Linked DNA regions of Homo sapiens: region 1 is linked to region 2. Evidence: read pairs that join two places in POLR2A ChIA-PET (ENCODE). Cell type or tissue: IMR-90. All regions are shown on one strand. Each heading gives the region's core, and the rest is flanking DNA. Links, peaks and the distances in the headings are about the cores only. Region 1 has its middle 55 kb from the start of KCNMA1. Region 2 overlaps LOC105378375 (a long non-coding RNA gene).

Evidence for each region. ChIA-PET counts read pairs that join two places held together with the same protein. Peaks named below come from ENCODE experiments on the same cell type or tissue, not always from the same donor. Only the 100,000 strongest peaks of a DNase experiment are listed, where the experiment ranks them.
Region 1: POLR2A ChIA-PET joins it to region 2 with 15 read pairs; 1 of 35 experiments calls an interaction of 5 or more read pairs at or near these places.

The regions. Positions count from the first base shown.
Region 1 is chr10:77,690,476-77,695,855 of GRCh38, forward strand. No RefSeq gene overlaps it. Among named protein-coding and RNA genes, the nearest start is that of KCNMA1, 55 kb to the left of the region's middle. In IMR-90, for the core only: a CTCF peak has its summit at 2,389; a DNase peak (open chromatin) is centred at 2,466; H3K27me3 peaks cover 1,798 bases.
Region 2 is chr10:78,192,635-78,198,014 of GRCh38, forward strand. LOC105378375 (a long non-coding RNA gene) reads left to right here. Exons shown (of 4, transcript XR_946096.3): 4 at 93-440. Among named protein-coding and RNA genes, the nearest start is that of LINC00856, 53 kb to the right of the region's middle. In IMR-90, for the core only: no CTCF peak of the experiment used is centred there; a DNase peak (open chromatin) is centred at 4,477; H3K27ac peaks cover 394 bases.

The sequences.
Region 1 (5,380 bases), core at 234-5,233, 500 kb before region 2:
GGTAGAACCCACTGTGCTGAGCCTGAGGCGGGATGGCAGCAGGCTAGGGAGGGCAGCAGGCTGGGGAGGGCAGGAGCGGGGAGAATTCAGAGCCACACAAAATGCAGAGGCTGGCTTCATGAAGGTAGGAGACATCTGTGAGCTCAGAAACCAAGGCTCCAGTCTCAGCCAGCATTCAAGTCCACAGCTGGGAAGAACAATGTGTTCATACTTTGGCTGTCAAGGATAGAGCTTTGTAAGTTTAACTGAGACTTTGTGTCTTAATTATGATAATAGCTATGATCATGGAGCTCATCTTGTTTGCCAGGCCCTGTGCTAAATGCCTTATCTAGCTTAGATTCTGTTGAGCCCCATTTCCATTGATAGATCCCCTGTGAAATAGACACCACTCTCAGCACCATCTTGCACATGAGGAAGCTGAAGTGTGCCAGAAGGCTACCCAGCTCCTGGTATAGAGGTGTAGCCAGAATTTGAACCTAAGCAGTTTCCAGAGCCTCATGCTGAACTGTCTGTGTAAGTCTCGCACCACAAAAGACCCTTTTCTGAGCCTGGGTACATCTAACATATATGTGGAAGTTTAGATGCATTTTCTGAGGCACTGCATAACAAGTGGAACATCTCATTTAAAACCCGTATGATTCATTTTAGCCATGGAGATGCAAATAAAGCTTCTCTTTATTCAGTTTACTAAGCCCCTGCTCACCTCTAACTGAAGACTCCGAAGACTTCGGTCACATTTCTGTCCATAACATTGATGTAAATCAAATAAACCAAATTCTTGTCTATCTGAACTTATAGAAATCACAGGCTGACTTCTGAGTCTTGAACTTCACTGTTTCATTTTATGGCACTTCAGAGGCTGGACATCACACCATAGTGGGGACATATTTCCTAAGGTAGAGGCCACTGGGCTTGAAAAAAGGGCTCTGTCCTTTTAGCAGCCATGTGTCAGAGGGTAGGAGCTTCACCTCCTGCAGCCCAGTCCCCTGGTCCTGCCTGCCCAGAGCAGCATCACCCTCAGTGTGCCAGGCACCTGTCCTGCCTTATCTAATTTGACCCACACAACAACCATTTAAGTTAGGTACTAATTACAACTTGCATTTTACAGATGAGGATGCAGAGGCTGTGTATTAGTCCATTCTCACGCTACTATAAAGAACTGCCTGAAACTGGGTAAATTGAAAAGATTCACAGTTCTGCAGGGCTGGAGAAGTCTCAGGAAACTTAAAATCATGGCAGAAGGAGAAGCAAACACATCCTTCTTCACATGGCAGCAGGAGGGAGAAGAATGAGAGCAGAGTTAAGGGGGAGGCCCCTTATAAAACCATCAGATCTCGTGAGAACTTACTCACTATCATGGGAATAGCATGGGGGAAAATGCCCCTATGATTCAATTACCTGCCACACACATGGGAGATAATTGAATGGTCCTTCCCAGGACATGTGGGGATTATGGGGACTACAATTCAAGATGAGATTTGGGTAGGGACACAGCCAAACCATATCAGGCCCAAAGGGAAAAATGTTTTGTCTGGGGTTGGATGGCTAATCAGTGATTTGGCCATGTTCATTCTATACAAGCTCTGTCCTTGAACTACCAACATGCCTGTGGATATTCTACAAATGGAGGAGCTCTGCAGAAGGTAAGGGCCTATCAGAAGCATGTAAGCACGTCCAAGCTCCAAGCACTCGAGCTCACTGAGCTGCCTGGGTTCCTGCCTAATCCTGTTCTCTCCGTCTATTGGTCTGTCTAATAAGTATAGAAGAAATAAGAGCTGGTTCAATAGATCAGGAGGGTGACTACATTTTACAATAATTTATTGTGCACTTCAAAATAGCTAGAAGTGAATAATTTGAATGTTTCTAGCATAAAGAAAAGACAAATATTTAAGGCAATGGATATCCCATATACACAGATTTGGTCTTTAAAAATTATATGAATGGGCTGGGCGTGGTGGCTCACGCCTGTAATCCCAGCACTTTGGGAGGCTGAGGCAGGCGGATCACGAGGTCAGGAGATAGACACCATCCTGGCTAATACAGTGAAACCCCGTCTCTACTAAAAATACAAAAAATTAGCCGGGCGTGGTGGCAGGCACCTGTTGTCCCAGCTATTCGGGAGGCTGAGGCAGGAGAATGGCGTGAACCTGGCAGGCAGAGCTTGCAGTGAGCCGAGATCGCGCCACTGCACTCCAGCCTGGGCAACAGAGCAAGACTCCGTCTCAAAAAAAAAAAAAAACTATATTAATATATTAAATTACCATATGTACCCCCTCCAAAAAAGTAAAATTTTAAAAATGAATTTAAAAATAATTTTTTAAAGAAATATAGAAGGATCCATCTCCTCTGGCTTTAACAGCTCACTTCTGCCTGATGGTGGTGGTGTCTGGAAACACATACTTTCCCAATTCATCAGCCAGCTGCATGCAGCCCTCAACACAGGGCAAGGATTTGATGAGTGTTCATTCAGGAACTTATCAATGTTCCACTCCTGTGGAGGTGAGGTCCTGCAGCTGGCAATGCATAGAGGCTCGGATCATTGGCGGCTGTCCAGGCACCCAGGCAGAATGTTTCACATCCCCAGCCCACGCTGGCAGATCCATGCAACTGCCCAGAATGAAGTGAGTCCTGAACCACAACAGACAGGCCCATTGTTGAGCTACCATGGATGGAGCTCATTGAGGACTTGCCTCTTCCAGGACTGTGAGAGAGCTCCTCCTCCACAACCCTCAGCCCATCTCAGCTTCTGTTAACCACCTTCACCCCCCAATACCCTTATAAGTGCACTTACATGGCACTAGGCCCTATCCTAAATGCTTGACATGTGTTAATCCATTAATCCTAATGACCCTTACCTGCCATGCTAGGTTTACTGGAAAAAGCTCTGGTTTATATTGTATCAGATTATATCACATCACATTGTTCAAATTGGTAATACAATTGCATGGTGAAAAATACAAGAGGGATAAAAGAATATAAGTCAGTCCATATCCAGGTGGGCCATTCTTCCATGGCTTTAAATGGAGAACCAAAGGGGCTTCTCCTTTCTTCCTTCAGTCCAGCCAGCTCTGCACTGACTTTCTGCCAGACTGTCAGCCCTTGGGGCAGGACAGTGGAGCCTGGGCTAAACTGATATTTCCCAAAGTTGGATCTTTTGAGGACCTCTGTCTCAATTTTTATGCATCCACATAGTACCTTTACTTTTTATTCTTTACTTAAGAATTAGCTTCAGGCTGGGTGCAGTGGCTCATGCCTGTAATCCCAACACTTTGGGAGGCCAAGGCAGGAGGATCGCTTGAGACCAGGAGTTTGAGACCAACCTGGGTAACACAGCAAGGCTCTGTCTCTAAAAAAATTTAAATAAAAAAAATAGCTGGGCATAGTGGCTCATACTTGTAATCCCAGCTACTTGGGAGGCTGAGGTGGGAGGATCACTTGATCCCAGGAGTTCGAGGCCAGCCTCAGCAACATCTCTACTAAAAAAGAAAGAAATGATTCACAACACGGCTTAGTACTTGGTAAGTGTTAGCTACTACTTACGGCATATCCCTTGCCATAAGTAGGAGATAACTGAAAAAAAAAACACAATGAAAACCAAACTATTAATTAAAAAATTAACTAAAGACTACCTGCCCAAAGACAAGTTTTCTCCTTGTCAAAATTCGAGATGAACCAAAGTTAGAGAAGTCATCAGCAGTGGTGAGGAGAATTGAAAGGGGAACAGCAATCTTGCCTCATGATACACTCTTATTCACTGCCCTTCCTGCCTTCCATCTAGATCCACCTTTCATGGCATTTGTGCCCCTTGGTCCACACTCTGGGGAATGCTGGGCCAAGCAGTAGTTTCATGGGAGATGGAGGAAGAACCGTCTCTCCAGGGAGAAGGCTGTTGATTCCACAAGAGGCTTTTACAAACTAGCTGTCCCAACTCCTTCCCCACCTACCTCTCCCTGGTTTTGCTGTGTCTATCTTCCCTGTGTGGGAATTATAGTGTCTAATGAAAGCTGTTATTTATGGAAGAGTGTTCTCACATGAAGAGTCTAGAGGCAAAAAGGGCTTGAGACCAGTGTATGAAGAGGAACTTTGGCCCATAGGGATTGAGATGGCATCTTAAGGGTTCCTTTTAAGCCTGGAAACTGGACTTTGAAAAAAAAAAAGTGGGAGGTGGGGGGTTCCTTGCACATTCTGCAGTATTTCAGAAAGATTTCATGTTCACTTTCTTATTAAGTTCTTGATCAACCCAGTGAAAAATTTGGGCAGATGATGATGAAACCAAAACCCAAGATGTCACAGCTCCCAAAGTTTGAGCTGAGGCAAGAATCCAGGTTTCACCACCTTCTGCTCTTTGTTCCAAACTAAGAAGTCCCCTCTTGAACACTTGTTCAGTGGTAAAGGCCATCAGAGTATACCATAAAACACCTTGAGAATTGCTTTTATGCAATAAATATTTGAATGAATGAATGTATTCATTCAGTTGGTGATGATCAAAGTGATGATCAATAAGTAGCTTATCATTGCATTTTTATTACATGCCAAGTAATGGTTGCTAAGGAACTTACATACATTATCTCATTAAACCTACACAACAATCCTATAACATAAAGATTATAGTTTATCATTTAGGAATCATGTTCAGCTGATGGTGTATGAAGTAGACTCCAGTGGCTTCAAACAATAGTTTTATTAGGGTATGTGTGTCCTTGGGTCTGTGAGCACTTTCCAAAATAATTCAGGTAAAATGGATCTAAGAGAATCCATTTCCAGAACTAAACTTCCACATTTACTCTTTCCCAATGTCTCCTTTCCTATGGCTCCTTTAATAATTTTCCTTCTCCTAGTTTACAAAAGAAAAGTGTATCTCTCGCCTGTCTTGAATCATAGTATGGTGCATTGCTCATGGATGTCAAACAAAGGAACCATTCAAAATCTTGGTGTCACAAAGCCTCCCTTAATCAAGGTACCATAAATCAATGCTCTCATTGCTACCCAATAGCTCATTATTTTTCCCTTAAACACATTTCAGTTAAGGGTGAAACATGCTGTTAGAAATGGGGTATTTTGGACTATACTGGGATGTTTTGAATTCAGACATATTGTAGAGTGATGTTTAGGAGTGATGACAATTTTTATTTAATGATATCTCACCTCTTCCAAACTCTAAGTATTGTCAAAGAATACATTGCTTCTGAAGGAAAGCTCAATGAGTAAAGGGGGAAAAAAACCTGTCAGTGAAAAATATTGAATGAAGCAGCATCTTATTTCATTTGGTGACACATTCATGGCACCTTATCTTTTTTACTTAGAATTAAAATTCAGAAGTGAGGTTTGCATGGGATTTTATATTAATATATCTACTTGAGATAATAATAACTGATTACAT
Region 2 (5,380 bases), core at 205-5,204:
TGGCTGGCTGGGGGGAAAGCAAGCCTTCATTGATTAGTGAGCTGTAGCATGGATGTGATTTTTGGTCTTATTTAACCCTTTCATTTTATAAGCAAAGTAATTGAGGACTGGAAGAGTTAAACCTTTGGCCTAAGATTGGGGCAGAGCTGGAACCAACCAAGAACTTCTGATGCTAGTGCTTGTGAAATCCTGACAAGATAAGAAAGCAACAAGGAGGAAGGAATTCTAGGTGGGGGAGAACAATTGCTCTGGGAGACAGCTCATCAAAAACAACCTGCTAGCACAACATCCTGTTCCCAAAACCCTGTTCCACATGTAACCTTTCCAGCACAACCTTATAAAACTTCCCTCCAGCCCCTTTGCAGGCAGCCCCTTCTCTGCTGTGCTGCCCTTTGCACCCTTGCAACCCTTTCTCTAATAAATTTGCCTTTCTTTACCTATGACTGTCTTGGTGAATTCCTTTAGTGCCTGCCACACCAGCCCCAGCCAGTTGCATCCATGGCAGTGCTCTTTAACTGACAAAAATTCAGTGAGCATTTTTCATACCCTATTTTGTGCTGGTTTGTGTTAGGTGGTGGGGCAGTTCAAATATAAAAATATTAAAAACATGGTATTAACTGCCTACCATAACATTTCTGATGCTCATGAGACTATTACATGACTAATATTTATATTAGAGTATATTAACAGCTTTTGCATAAACCTCAGCATTTTATGAACTAGTTCAATATAGTACTCCACAGGGGGAGCCTCCTTGCAGTCAATCAGGGGCCCAGGTTCTTTCTATCTTGTAGCTCTGCCACCTCCCAGGGCCACATGGTTCTCTGCCTGCAGATGAAGAAGTGAGAGCGAGTGTGGAGGACTGTGTGGACAGTTTCTGGGCTGGGCTGGGTACATGGCTTCTACCCCATGGTCTATGGGCCAGAACTTAACCACCTGGCCACACCTACCTGCAAGGGTTGCTGGGAATGTAGGTTCGTTGTGTGATGATGGGAAAAGAGAAGGGGGCTTGAAGGAGATTTGCCATGCCCGTTTTAAAGAGGAGACCGAGACTCAGAGATTTAAGTAGCTTGCCAAGGGTCAACCAGCTAGTAAGAGGCAAATGCAGAATTTGTATGAGTTTGCTAAGGCTGCCATAACAAAAGTACCACACACTAGGAGGCTTAAACAATAGGAATGTATTGTGTCATTGTTCTGAAAACCAGAAGTCAGAAATCTAAGTGTTAGAAGGTTCAGTTCCTCCTGAGGGTTGAGAGAAAATCTGTTCCATGCCTCTCCCCTGACTTCTGGTAGCCTTAGGCACTCCTTGACTTGTAGACGGCATTCTCTGTCTTCACCTTGTCTCCCCTCTATGTGTTTCTGTCTTTGAGTCCGAGGACACCAGTCACACTAGATTAAAGCCACCCTAACAGCCTCATCTTAACTTGATCATGTGCAAGAACCCTATTTCCAAATAAGGTCATATTCACAGGTACCAGGGCTAGGATTTGCACGTCTTTTGGGGTGAACACAATTCAGCCCATAACAGAATTCAAATGCAGGTTTTTCTGTAGGTCGTAAAAAGGACGTGATGAGTCAGCCTGGAGGATTCAAAGAAGGCTTCCCAGAGAGACTCATGTTCAAGCTGGGCACTGAGGGTAGATCAGGAGTTCTCCAGGTGGAAAAATGGGTAGGGGATTCTAGAAAGAGGCATGAGGTAAGTCTCTGTTCATGTGCACAAAAGAAATAACCTGCATTTCTTTGTAGACATCCTAGAATTCAGTTGTGGACGAATTTATACAATCTTTCTCCTTTGAGTTTAAATTGGCAGGGCCTATCTGCCCAATTGAGGCAAACAGCAAATATATGTGGAGTACCACTTTGTGATAAGACATATGCAATGCCCTGGGGTCTCAGAGGAGAATCAAACAGAGTCCCTGCTGCCCTGGAGCTTACAGCCCAGGTCAGCATTCAGTGAGCCTACATGAAAGATAACTAACGAAATGAGAATAAGACATGTATGTCATAAGTCTGAAGTAAGTGGGACAGATAGAAAGTTTTATTGCCATTCACAGGAGAGGGACAGCTTGGCGGCCTGGAGCAATCATGGAAGGCTTCCTGGTGGCAGACTCTAGGACTGGGATTTGATAGAGGGCTTGGATATGGCAGTGGGTAAGGGCTGCGGCATTCTAGACAAGGAGAACAGCATAGCCAGGACTGCTGGAAGCCAGGCTGGGGTTGGAGAATGGCAAAATCTCGAGTGCCAGCCCAGGAGGTTGGGTTTTATGCTCAGGGCCCTGGTTTCACCACCTGGCTGCTGTCATTCTTCTGCTGGTGGGCAGATTGCATGTGAGCCTGCACCACTGGAGCTGCACCCAGTTTGGCCAGCACTGTGGCACATCCTGACGACACAGACCCTGGGGCCTGCAGGGACCAGCAGGGGTGGTAGGAATGGCTCCTGCATTTGGGACAGGCGCCAGGAGATGACTGTTAGGGCTGCGGCTCCAGTGACTAGATAAGAACAGACATCAAAAGCAGGCAATTGCTGTTCTTCCCACAAAGGGCACCCTGGGAGGGGTGGCCCTGCTAAGAGCTCAGCTCAGCAGTCTCCCTGTGGGGGGCCGGGGATGGCTGTGTCATGGCTGCAGCCCCCAATTCACAGTTATTAAGCTAAATGACTGCCTCCCAAGCACAGTGGCACCAACCCTCCATCAGTTCACAGACCTCCCTGGGAGCTCTGCTTTCATCCCTCAGCGCCACCTCGCCTCCCTCCCTGGCCTTCAGAAGGTGGAAGGGCTGCTCTTCCCCACTGGCTGGGAAGGGAGAAGGCCTTCCTCTCAGGGAGGCAGGAAAGAGTTGATTAAGACAAACCCACAGCAATGCCTCCTCTCCCAGGGGCCCTGGTGTGAGGGCAGAGGATGCAGGTAGAGTCCTGGGCTGCACAACAGGCGCCTGGTTCTAGTCCTGGCCCAGCACTGATCCACTGGGGAAACCTGGGCCCGTCAGTCCTCCCTCTGTCTCAGCTTCCTCTCCAACAAATGGGGAAAATGACATTGATGTGTGGATAAAATATTTTCTTACTGGATAAGAAAGAGCTTTCAAGACAAACATTCTGCCTTTTGAGTGTTTTGGAAAATATATAAGCAATACAATTCTAGTTTTTCAAACAAACCTAGTAAGGAAGGGGTGACTCAGGTCAGCAACCCTCCTACTGGCACGAAGGGTCCCAGAAGTAAACAGTCTCTGACTCCATCCCATTTGTGTGTTTACAAATCTTAAATTACATGATCAAGAACCAGGGACCAGACAACCAGAACCTAGCCGTCACCAATTAAGAAGTCAGGATTAAGGACTCGTGGACTGACGGTAGATGCCAGTGGAAACGCTAATCCCTGTGAACCTTTCCAGGAACACATTGATACAGTGAATGTTTTCACTCAGCCAAGAAAGTCTCCTTGAAAGCTCTGCTCTTCTAGGAAGGCCTCCCAATTTCTCCTGTGCAACACTGCACGGGAGGGGTTTGCTAGTGTGTCTGTGTCTTTCCTAGATGTGAGTGCCTTTGGCTTGGAAACCACATCATTGCTGTGCCCCCAGAACCTGGCACAGTGCCTGGTGGGAGTAGGTGGTCAGGGAGCAAATGTGAATCAAAATTCTGTCTGAGCCCCTGCCGGGGCACATCAGTGATGTCCAGCAGCATCAGGCACTGTAGGGGATGCTGAGGACTGGTCTGATTATTGCTCCAAACGTGTGCCCTGGAGGAAAACGGAGAGTGGCTAACAGGGTTGGGCAGTGTGGACAGAAGGTGGGCATGTGAGGGACTCCAGGAAGGGGGTCAGGGGGCTTCTCAAGAGAGGCACTTGGCTTGGACTTTGAGGGATGGGCAGGCATTAGGCAGTTGGAGGAATGAGGGTATTCCAGGGGAGCAGAAACATGACTGAGTGCCTGGAGACTGCCAGGAACTTTATGAAGCATGTCCCGTTCTATCCTTCCCACACCGGTGTGTAGACAATATTATCTCCATCTTGCAGACGAGGAAGTGCAGGCTTTGCAAGGCTAGGTGATTTTTTTTATGTTCGCACACAGAGGTGGGTTTGAGTTCAGGTCTGTTCATCTAATGGGGACACTAGGACATGGGCAGAGACAGGAGAGGGTGTAGTCAGAGAGCAGAGGGGGACTAGGAAAAGGGACAGGCTAGAGACACTATGGGGCCTCTCCTTTCCAAAATAATTTCTCAGATCTCATATTTGGCCCTGGGGCTTCCAGCCTGATAGGTTAGATTTTGCCCCCATCAGACAGTAAGGAAACTAAGACTTAGAAAAGGGATGTGTTTTGCTGCTCTGCCAGAGATGGTTTAGGATAGGTACAGACAAAAAGGGGTGTCTCCACCAGGATGTCAGCTCTGCAAGGGTAGGGCTGCACTGGCTTGCTCAGCATCGCACCTCCAGGGTCAGAGTAGAGCCTGAGTCACAGCAAGCGCACAGTAAATGTTGCAAAATGAACATGTGAATAAATGTAGGGGACTTCCAAGGAGAGAGAGAGAGACAGAGAGAGACAGAGTATGTGTGTGTGTATGTGTGTATGTGTGTGTGTGTGAGTGACAGTTTGTGTATGTGTGTGTGTGAGAGACTGTGTGTGCATGTGTGTTTGTGTGAGAGAGAATGTGTGTGTGTTTGTGTGTGTGTTTTTGAGAGACAGTGTGTGTATGTGTGTGTGAGAGAGAAGTGTGTGTGTGTGAGACAGAGAGAGACTGTGTGTGTGTGAGAGAGAGACAGAGAGAGACTGTGTGTATGAGAAAGAGAGTGTGTGTGTGTATTTGTGAGAGAGAGAGAGAGAAAGAGAGAGAGAGAAGCTGACAGTGCTGCCTTTAGATGAAAACCTGGATGATCTTAGAAGTTCTCCAAAGGGTGCTTTCTCACCTGTAACACAGAGAGAGCTACAGGCAGTGAATTTATTAAGAGCTTGCTCTGTCCTGGAAACTGAGCAAGGCTCCAGGGACACAGACACACTAATCACACTAATCCTGTCATGGAGTTTATAGAATTTGTGGAAGACAAACACTCATTGCTCATCCAACAGATGGCAGAGGTGATGGGGCAGCATCCTAGGCCACGGGGAGAGAGTAGAGAATGAGATAGTCAAGGTCCCTATCCTCAGAAAGCTTACTTTTTTAGCTGGGGAGGACAGAGAATAAATCAGAAAGCAACCAAAACCAAAATGAAAATGAAACCAGAGGTGCCAGATGACCTGGGACAGTGACAATTGCAATGAAGATAACAAAAGAGGGGAAGAGTGATTGGTCTGGGGACTGGTGGAAAGAGGGTCAGGAAAGGCCTCTCCCAGCAGGTGCCATTTGAACTGAGTCCTGCTTGGTGCACCTAAGCCAGATGGGGAAGATTTGGAG